2 separate regions of the Mus musculus genome follow, and region 2 is linked to region 1. The links are chromatin contacts, found by Hi-C in ENCODE. All regions are on one chromosome and are shown on one strand. The core of a region is the stretch at or near the end of the contact, and the rest is flanking DNA. Distances in the headings are between cores, read along the strand shown. Region 1 holds the start of Kcne4 (potassium voltage-gated channel, Isk-related subfamily, gene 4). Region 2 overlaps Gm29536 (predicted gene 29536).

Region 1 (5,052 bases), core at 866-3,365:
CCTAAGTATGCCCTTCCAGGGTCCAGCTACGTGACAAAACCCCATATTATGAGGCCCACATGTGTCCTTTCTGGCCTCAGAAAACTAGGCTGGGAAAAAGAGCTGCAGCAGAGCTGTCAATGATTTGGCCTTGTATAACCCCACCATTACCCAATCTGTGAAGGTCAGGAGGACCACCATGAACAGCCATCCCGAATGCAGGCTTGGTTATGAGGAAGCTGACTGGCAAAGAAAGCCATGCTCACCTGCAATGCTGTAGAGTTCAAGCTCACAGGTGAGACAAAAGCTCAGATGAGGTCATAGCTTATACTCCCAGCTAATTCAGACATGTGTACGAATTACCTTCTCCCTTTGCATTGTGCAAACAATCTGGGTTCTCTCTTCAGCTTTCTCCCACCTCCAAGTGAAATATATAACTGTCTCTAATCGAATGCCACAGGCACACATTAAAGATACTTACAGCCCATCAGATCTAGAAGAACAAAGCTCTAGGAAAATTAGCAAATCGAAACGAGTCCTTCAGCCTGCCCTGGGCAGTTGTCAGCCCTGGGCACAGACAGATGCTGCAGAAGTTACCCAGGGCCTCCAGTGAAAAAACACCACATTATCCAGCCAGATGCTGACCACAGACCCACCACCACCCAGGCCCCAGAGTCAATGGTCATGCTGTATGTCTCTGGGACTTTTTCAGAGATGAGTCCCACAGGAACCTCAAGGACTGCAGCTGAGCCTTGTCTCTCCCTGCCCCATTTTGGAGCTTGCCCTCAGTCTGTTCAATGTGGCAGCCGCAGAGCAAAAGCGAAACCCGGCACTTGGCAAGTGTCTTCCCTCTGTCAAGTGTAGCTTACGGAGCTACCTCCTAGCACCTGGTGGGTGCTAGGAATTCTGGTGGATGTTCTCGGAAGAGCCTTCACTGCTGTCGTTGAGAGGCGTCTCGGAGGTCTCCTCCAGCTCGTCATCAGCCCCCTCCTCCTGGATGGGAAGGTGCACATCAGGAGAGGAGGACTCGGAGCTCACACTGTCCCCTTCCATCGAGCAAAGAGTGCAGGACAGTGCCGGCGCCACACTCTCCTGCAGCATATTCAGCATCATGGGCACCTGCCCTGACCTCAAGCCGGACATCATAGGTAGCGGCTTCATAGCCTCCCCCCACAGCCTCTCCTCGTCTTTGTACAACAGCAGAAGGCTGGACTTCTTCTCCCGCCTCTTGGATTTCATGTAGCCCAGCATGATTCCGATCAGGAAAACGCCATAGAAGGACATAACGACCAAAATATAGAAGTATTCATTGCCATTACCACTGCTGTTACTAGGCACATGGGACTCGAGGGGGCTGCTGGAGGCTGCAGCGCTGGGGTATGTGCTGTTCAGAGGCTCCATCCTCAGCATTGAATTGCCGCTCACACAGCCGGGATCTGGGGAGAGAGCCGCAAGTTAAACCTTCCACCTGGATCCATGGGACAGGCAGAAGGCAAGCACATGGCTCGTGAAATTGCAATAGATCAAAATACACCTATTTTGATTAAGAACAGGAATGAAAGAAAGAGCTGAACGTAAGGCATCTCACCAAGCAGTCAACGGGTTAGCTCAGAGAGCTTGGAGCAAGTAAGAGAAATTAGGGGAGGGAAAGGAGGAAAAAATGAGAAAAATGTTCACCAGATAGAAAAATCGGTGATAGACAGACAGGTGATCGATAGGTAGGTAGATAGATAGATAGATAGATAGATAGATAGATAGATGGATGGATGGATAGATTATACACTTTATTTACATTTCAGAAAATAACTATGCATTAGCTCTATACTTTGAACATTATAGACCATATAAGGATTCATGGGGGGAAAGCATCTTAAAATTGAAAGGCATGCTTTAGCTGGCACGGCAGAAGCAAACTTTACATTTTGTTTCAAAAGCTTCAACTTCCAAAACAAAGTTTCCTTACATAAAAAAGAAAGAAAGAAAACTTTCTCTATTAATAGAACTATTCCCCCTTGCATGTCTCCGAAGACAAGGAGTCTTGCTAACTTACCAAAAGCTGACAGTTTGTCCCAAGTGTGGAACTCTTAAACGGCCAAATCTGAGGATGTTTCTCTTCTCTGTCAGGCTCTGCGCTCTGACAGCCCGGCTGCTGTCCTTGGGATATATAGTCAAGAAATGCATCGTCACGTGTTCCGGGAGGAAAATTTACAACAGAGGTTGACTGTGGCTGAGCAAGCAGCAAACTCAAAGCGCTGCAGTTCAACTCTCTGAACTCTGCAGCTGTGAAGAGAGAAGGAGGGGGGGAGTAGGAGCTCCCTGTCCCGGACCGACCAACCCAGCTCAGAGCAAGAGGCTTTGGGTGGCCAAAATCAAAGTGTGAAAAGGGGAGAAAAAAAAAGTGCTGCATTTGAACTGATACCCCAAAGCCCACTCTCACTGACTGAGTTTGTTTCCTTTTCCTTGTGGAAAGTGATTGGTTGATATGTTACTAATAGGTTTTCATGGGGAATCCAAACCATTAGAATGAAAGACAGTGGGGAGCAAAGGTAGGGTTTAGAGTCAAGAAACAGAAGTGGATGCTCACAGTCAGCTATTGGATAGATTAACAGGGCCCCCAATGGAGGAGCTAGAGAAAGTACCCAAGGAGCTAAAGGGAACTGCAACCCTATAGGTGGAACAACATTATGAACTAACCAGTACCCCGGAGCTCTTGTCTCTAGCTGCATATGTATCAAAAAAGATGGCCTAGCCGGCCGTCACTGGAAAGAGAGGCCCATTGGTCATGCAAACTTTATATGCCCCAGTACAGGGGAACTCCAGGGCCAAAAAGTGGGAGTGGGTGGATAGGGGAGTGGGGGGGAGGGTATGGGGGACTTTTGGGATAGCATTGGAAATGTAAATGAGGAAAATACCTAATAAAAAATATTTTAAAAAGAAAAAAAAAGAAACAATTGCTTCCGTGTTACGTTCTTCCACTAATTGAGTGAATTTGATAAACCCTCCCTTAACCTTCCCAGGCCTCGTATTGCTGCAGTAAAACTGTTGGCTAGTGAGGGGCAGGACTGCTCAGCAAACAGAGTTCTAAGAACTTTATGAGTTTTGGGTTTGTTTCAGCTTAACTACTTTAAAATGCAAGCTTCTACTTGCTCACATTATGCTCACAAATATTGTCCTTACAATCTCTTTTAGAATCTTTCAGATTCTGTCCAGAGATTGGTGGGCAACACTAATGCAGCAATTGAGAGGCAAATCAAGGGGAGCCTGAGCTCTGTGTCAGCTGAGCTACAAAGATAGAGTTTGTATGAAGACAAAAATCTTCAGATTCTCTTTAGTGAGCCGGACTAAGTGGAAATGTGCTGGCGAGAGCTACTGAGAGCAGGTTTTGCTCCATTCTACCTCACATGGCAGTGCCTCTGAAGCACCAGACAAGAGTGCCACACATCTCTGGGTATCTCAGACAGGTCATGGGAGAAACAGGTATTCTCAGCGAACCACCAAGCAAGGTTCAAAACAAGCTGCTATGCGTGACATGAGAAGAATCACCAAGAACTTGCTCGCTCGCTGGGCTGTTTACTCTAAAGGGCTGTCATTCTAATCCAGGGAAACTGGCAAGGAGCCTTTACATCTAGTAGCCTCTGTCCAAGGAGCCGCAGCAGGGCTGGCATGTATGACAACTTTAAAGACACCATCATTGATGGGTCTACTGACACTGAGCTGAAGGCACGGAGAAACATGTAAACTTCCCTCTGACTGCATACAGCACATACGATCCAGATGCTAGAACTGTCATTGTGAGTCTGGCTCTGTGCCTGATGTGAATTCTGACAGGCATCCTGGGAAAAAGAGTTGGACCAGTAACTTACAGCACTGGACAACACACCAGATGCTTTGGTCAGTGCTCACCCCGTAAATCTCCAGCCGGCACGGAGGGATCGGCCACTGACCCCAGCACCAAGGTTGTTCATGCCAGGAAATTTCACTCATATCAGTACATCTGGGTTCACCACTCTGCCAGTTCAAAACTCTACAGCTACATGGTAGACCTGACCTTTTCCACCCACCCACCACATAAGCACTGGCGGATGTCCAATCCACATGGGCATGCCATGGCACATCTGGAATATTAGAATAGGAAAGTACCATGAGAAGCATTCCTATTGGTACTTGCCATAGTAGTATTGCCCAGGTACCCTGAGATAGATGAGATTAGTCATCACTAGGGGATTGCCAGGCACTGCAAACTAGAAAAAAGAAGGTAGAGAAATGGGTCACCACATCTTAACAGGAGCTGGAGCAGGAGCTGACAGCCAGGTGTTAGAAAGCCAAGCAGCCACTGAGTGTTAAACAAAATCAATCCCAGGCCTGAGCCTATTGCCCCAAGGCACTAAAACCAAGAACAGTCCTGGCTTCTGGAACAAATCCAGAAAGGAGGCCAATGGACTAAGAAGTCAGAAGCAGAGGGAGAATCAAATCCAAGGATTTGTCACAAGCAAGCATTGTCACAAGTGTCAGAGAAAAAAGGTACCCTTGAAACCACAGACTGCCTGCTGGAGACCCTGTGACCTCTGATGCCCCCAAACTCTGCAAGTATCTTTCTGGGAAACACTGGAGGAAATCACTGAGCACTGTCAAGCAGAGACATAGCTCGGTTTATGTGTTTGGTTGTCCTGGTTGGGTACCCCGGTGATAATCTAAGGCTTCTGGAAGCTTCTCGTGCACAGCCACTTTCTGAGGCTGCTCTTTGCTTTCGAACCTCCCCTTAGACTGGGAATGAAACTGAAGATTTGGGCTTGCAAGCTCCTGACTCCCTCAGTCTTCCCCAGAGGCCCTCTTCACAGCAAGTCTGTAAGAAGCCTGGCTGTGAGCAATGGTGTTAATAAAGAGAGAACTGAGTGAAGTGTGTTCCGTTTGATCATGAATCAAAGGGTGGGGTTTGTGTGTGTGTGTGTGTGTGTGTATGTGTGTGTGTGTGTGTGTGTGTGTGTGTGTGTGTGTGTGTGTGTGTGTGTAGGCCAGTGGTTGATATTGAAATGTCTTCTCCAATCACTCTCCCCTTTATTTTTTTGAGACAGG
Region 2 (5,482 bases), core at 1,409-3,908, 48 kb before region 1:
AGTTACTGAAAGCTACGCTTGCTGAAAACCAACCTTTCTTGTTCTTCTAATTAAAACATAAGAAACCTTTCCTAAAGTGCTACACACTTCTCTGCCTTTCCAAACAGCAAACAGGTAGGAAGGCATGTTGAGAAGCCTGGTGATTCAGGGCTTCTCAACAACATTCCTGAGACTCCAGCCCTTCCTGACATCACATGACTTAGACTGTTACAGTTTTGGAATCCTTTGGTTTCTCTGTCTCTCCTTTCACTAGGAAGGAGTCCTCGCTGCCTGGATTCTACTCCCCCTGGTCTGCTGTAGGTGTAATTCCCAAATAGCGAAACGGCTGACAGTAACTTGACTTTTAGTTCTAGAGATAATTCTAAACATAGACCAACCCTGATATGTCATGATTTAGCAGATAGTTTTCCACTTCATGCTGGAACAAAAAGAGATATGACTTCAGTAGCAACTAGACTCTGGAATGCTGATCCTGTCTTGGGCTTGCAATATGCAATAGCAATTCTAGAGTCATAGTAACAAGCCTCAGCTCACAGGCAACCAGTCTCCCCAAGGTAAACAATGTGTGTTACACAGTTATGTCTTATGGTTTTCATGCCCGGTGTTGACTGAACACCCATCTGTGTCTTCTGTAGCTGTCCAAACCATTCTGGTTTTCACTCTCAGTACAGCAGTCAGTGAATTCCATGATCTGTTCATTGCTTTATTATCAAACAGATAATAAATAGATAATTTTACCTACTAGTTGTCTAATGTAAGTGTCTCGTGTGTAGTTAAAACAAGGCTAAGTAAGGTATGATGTTTCAAAATTAAGTCTGTTAAGTGCATTCTTGACTTACATAGTAACTTTAACTTATGTAAAGTTGTTTAGAGAGTGACTCTATTGTACGTCAAAGCCCATCTGTCAATGATCTGCTTGTGTCACTCTCAGAGTCTCCAGCTTACATGACATGGTATTGTTTTCAATTAGCCAAAGTCTTCTTACACTCAGTTCATAGTTTTCACCAAAATTCCAGATAGTTAAGCTTTTGGACCACTGAACTCAAAATAAGTGACATGGTTAGAGAGTGTGTCATCGTGGTTTGGGTTAGATTTTCTTTGTAAGCAACCCAAACCCCATTGACGAGGCTTAAACAATATGGGGAGTTACTGGCTCATAATAATATCAACCCACTTCAGCCACTGCCAAGTCCTGGTTTTAACAACACTGGTACGTGCAAGCTCTACACACCATCTGCCGTGTTAAGATTTATGTAAATAAAGATGCCCTTCAGCCTCCGCAGTTGCACATTCTGAGCAGAATCCAGGTACATTTCCCCAGTATCTAGGTGAAAGGCTCAGAATGGTTTCCGCTAGCCTGAGTTTGGTCATATGACCATATGGTCATCATATGATGATCTGCAGGGCCATCACAGGGACTCTTAATAGTGCTGAAGTATGGGAAAGACTCATGGACCCCAGCAGACCAGATCAAACGAGAATGGAATCACTTTATAATGGGTTACAGAGTCCAACTTAGTTTTGATATAGGTCCATTTTCCAGGAAATTAGAAGATTCCAATCAAGACAGTAAGGAAGTCCCCTCTGTTTTAACCCTAAAAGGGCAGTTTTGAAACAAACAGCATGTTCTTTATTCTGTTCCCCTCTTCAGGATTTTTTTTCTTCTTTTTTTTTTCTGCCTGTGTTGTCTTCTGCCTCTGATCAACTCACCAGAAACCCATTCTATTTCAGTCACAAACTAAAAACTCAATTAAGGTGCTTATGCTAAAGTTGTCTGTGTTGACAGTGGTCAGGCTTTGCTCCCGTGGTAATCCTGGACTTCAGTCCCTCGGATTCTGGGTAAATTGGAAAAAGGAAACAGTAAGGACGATAATGGAAGAAGAAACCAAGGCACCGTGACAAGAAGAATAGAGAAGGCAGAGAAAGAAAAACAGACCGCAGTGAATTTCTATAGAACTTCATTTGGGTTTCTAGGGGGTTTGATACAAGGAAATCTTGGGGTAAGCATATATTGAGTCATGCCTAGGAGTAACACTTCTAAATGTCCCATATGGGGGACGATAAACTCAACACTGATCCTCTCCAACATACAGTACCTTGAACATTAGGTCTTTTTAAATAAAGCATATTTTTTCTTGATTACAGTATGTTTCTATTGCCACCCTCATAACGACTTTCACACTTTTTTGTCTCACTTTGGAATAAAACTTTCAGTGTGAAATTTCTCTTCTATCTTCACTTTGATTATGTGAGCAGTTTCTCAGTCTTGGTTAAGTCTTTCTGGAATATCATTTTCTCCTAAAACAGGAAGTAGGGGAGCCAAAAATAATCTTTCCTTTAGCCTAGTAGCTTTCCAGTGAATGTTGCTGGAAGGTTTAATAAAAGGCAGTATTAGCAGCCAGCAATTTCCAAGCTGGTACTGCACACACGGCAGCATTTTAAATCTTCAGGAGAGATTTCCTAGATAAATGTCCTTCTCTGTGCACAAAGGCCCTATTTCCTTGAGGAGTGGGCTTAGCTCTGCCTTGCTACCCACTGCAGGCTTCTCTGCTACTGAAAGCTTATACTCACTTCTGTAGTAGTCGGTGTACTTAGTGAATCAGCCACACATGCCACAGGCACCCCGTCCTCAAGCCTCCATAAATCCTGCCAGGCCATGGAAGCCAAGAAACAGATCTGTCCTCTATTCAAAGGCCGCAGAGCCAAGAACTCCCCCAAGTTCTTGCGTCAGAATGACTGATCTTTAACCACACTGGGTGTTCTTTCCTGACCCCACCTGGCAAGTGACCATAACATCTCTTGGAATTATCTACCTCGTCAAGGTTCCCAGTAAGGAGCCAAGGGTCAGGAAGTTGCCTCTACCACTTTCCAGCAACGTGTGGCATCCTTATTCAGCCACACAGCCTCTCTCTCACCCCTTCCTCATCACAGTATTTTGTATTTTGTTTATCGAGTTGGTTTTGGTTTTGTCAATATGTATCGTGTTTCACATGTTGACAAAAGGGTCCTATGCATATGGCCAGGCAAAGCTATCTCTAAGCCTAAGCCAGCCTTCATTCCTGCATCTCCTTTTCCACAGAAACTGATTCCATGTCCGAACCTGCTCTAAGACAGCCAACTCTAAGCCAGTCAGAACATTTTGCAAGAGTTATTCAAGGAAGCATCCTGCTTCCTGCTGGACTTGAAGCTGAGCCAATGCTGGGGACCCAGTTAACAGTTTGCCTGGGAGTTTCCTGGCTTTAACACTGGAAGTCCCACATCTGAGGAATCTCCTTGGTGTTCTGTCACTTGAAGTGATGTGGGGGCTGGAGCTGCTATAACCATATTGTCACGTACAACCTAGCAATCAAACCAGCAGAGAACAAAAGGCCCCAGAGAGGTAGAAAGTCCTTGTACCCCTTTCTCCCTTTTCACAGCCCACCATGCTCTTTAGGCCAACATAAATAGAACTTCCTGATACTCTTCACAGGCAATCTTTTCACTAACATACAGCTCCATGATGTAACACAGGTTTAACTTCCCGGAGGCTCAGGTAATGCAGCTGTGAAACCAGAATGACATCTTCCACAAATTAAATGTGACAGCGACATCAAGAGCCTATCTGAGTACCTACCATACAATAACTGCCAAATAACTTTTGTCCCTTTTCTTCTATAAGCTAGAGACCTCATAAACACTACAGGGAGATGGTAATAGATTAAAGGAACAAGAGCTGCACCAGCTCTGATTGTTCATCACAGGGGCAACTGAGAAGCAGCTGAAGAGTGACCTTGCTGAAGTCCTTCAGCTAGTGACAGCCCAGACTAGAAGAAGATCCCCTGAGCTCTGCCTCAGTTCTTACCACTCCATCATGAACTCTGCCCTGCTTTTCTGGCCTGGAGATACTAAGCTGTGGGTGCCAGGAGAGAGTGAGTCTCTCCCAGCCCAAAGAGACGACACCCAGGCATCATGACTGTAACATGACAATCAACAGCCATAGCCAGACCAAGGCCATCCTCAGTGGATGTCAGGCCAGGGTCCTCAAGGGAAATGACCACTGAAACTCTTCTACTGTAATAGGATCACCTAACCAACCAGAACATAAGCTGTAGGCAGAAGCTTGAGCTTATGCCATGGAAACCCCTTCTCCCGCTAACTCCTAATAGTGAAGCATTATCTCTTATGGCTGCATGCTTGGTCCCTGTCCTGAAAATGTATATACCAAGGTGCTAATCCCACCAGTGGGGTAATATTGGAGGGAGCATCTTTGGGAGTTATTTGGATGTGAAGGGGAGACCCTTATCCTAGGGTCAGTGTTCTTGATGACGAGATGGTCACTCGTGTTCCTCCACGATCTCAGATGACTGGCCCTCAGAACTGAAGCTTCAGTTTGTTTCACCCAGCCCTTGGTATCTGTTATAGCAGACATAGCTGACTGAGATTGAATCAATAACCTATTGTTAATTGTAAGATTAACACACACACACACACACACACACACACACACACACACACACACACACCAAGCAGATTAAAGACCAGGAAGGCATGAGAGTCCTGGGCTTTGTTGTCACCTGAGGAATGGCCCAGTGCTTAGATGTTCTGTTCTCTCCTCTAGGTTGGACATAGAGCCAGGGCTCACCAGTAGAACCAGTCAGCTGCACTGGTGATTTATTTGCTGTGTCCACAGCCTCCTCTATTACAGCCTGGGCTGGTTTTACTCTAAGATGACTTGAGGTCATAAAAGGAATAGTCTCCTTGACTGCCACATGTTTGGAAGAGATATTTGGGACATAGTGGCCAAGTGAGTTCCCCCAGGACTTCTGGGCTTGAGCCCAGCGTTTCAGAAAGTCTAAGAGGAATGTACAGTACTGAACTGAGGGAGTTTTTCTTGCTACAATGCAGCAGCCACCTCTGCTACCTCAGGGTCAGAAAGGGGAGCATATCACCCACTGTGCACTAATATGTTCCCATGTGGCTAAGAAGGTTGGAGACCATGACTGAAGCAATGGGTCTAGCCATAACCTACATTTAGTGGTGCAGAGTTTAAGGGCCCATCTTAGCATATTTCTCAGCCCCACAGGTTCTTAACTACCTGCCAAGGAGCACCAGGATAAGATCACGATCTTAGCATCAGTTTCATCACTGGTAAAGCAGGATTTGAGGTCCTGGCTTCATTCAGAGGCCAAAAGGAAGACTTTCTCCTTCCTGCCCTTTGCCTATCTGAGCCTTTGGCCCCACAAAGAGGCAACACATCCAGATTCCTCACATACTTAGGGCTTTTCACCAGCTCTTAGGGGTCTCAAAATCATCTCCTTCATGTTCTCCCTCATCCCAAGTGTAAATGCAAGCAAAGGCCCCCTCAGCAACCCACTCACATCACTTCGCCTTCACTGCATTCCTTAACTTCCACAACTTGAAAAACAAACCAACGAAAGCCTAATTTTAAAGACTTAAATATTAGATGTGATGGTATACACTTGTAATCCCAGCCATTAGGAGG

What was found. A loop is a pair of places that touch in the nucleus more often than their neighbours do.
Region 2: a map of heart shows a loop between it and region 1 (3-fold over the local background). The contact joins the enhancer-like site here to the promoter of Kcne4 in region 1. A Hi-C loop is called at or near these places in 5 of 37 maps with a recorded cell type or tissue (all heart).

What each region holds. Positions count from the first base shown.
Region 1 is chr1:78,813,974-78,819,025 of GRCm38, reverse strand. It overlaps Kcne4 (potassium voltage-gated channel, Isk-related subfamily, gene 4), which reads right to left and starts at 2,115. Exons shown (of 2, transcript NM_021342.2): 1 at 2,030-2,115; 2 at 1-1,415. The coding sequence starts at 1,389. The coding sequence ends at 877. All of the region lies in intron 3 of Gm29536 (predicted gene 29536), which reads left to right.
Region 2 is chr1:78,861,763-78,867,244 of GRCm38, reverse strand. The region is part of intron 3 of Gm29536 (predicted gene 29536); the gene reads left to right. Among named protein-coding and RNA genes, the nearest start is that of Kcne4, 48 kb to the right of the region's middle. Within about 2 kb of position 2,658, at least 2 of the 3 ENCODE cell types and tissues checked have a DNase peak (open chromatin) inside an H3K27ac peak, as active enhancers do; they include heart, where a contact is called at or near this core.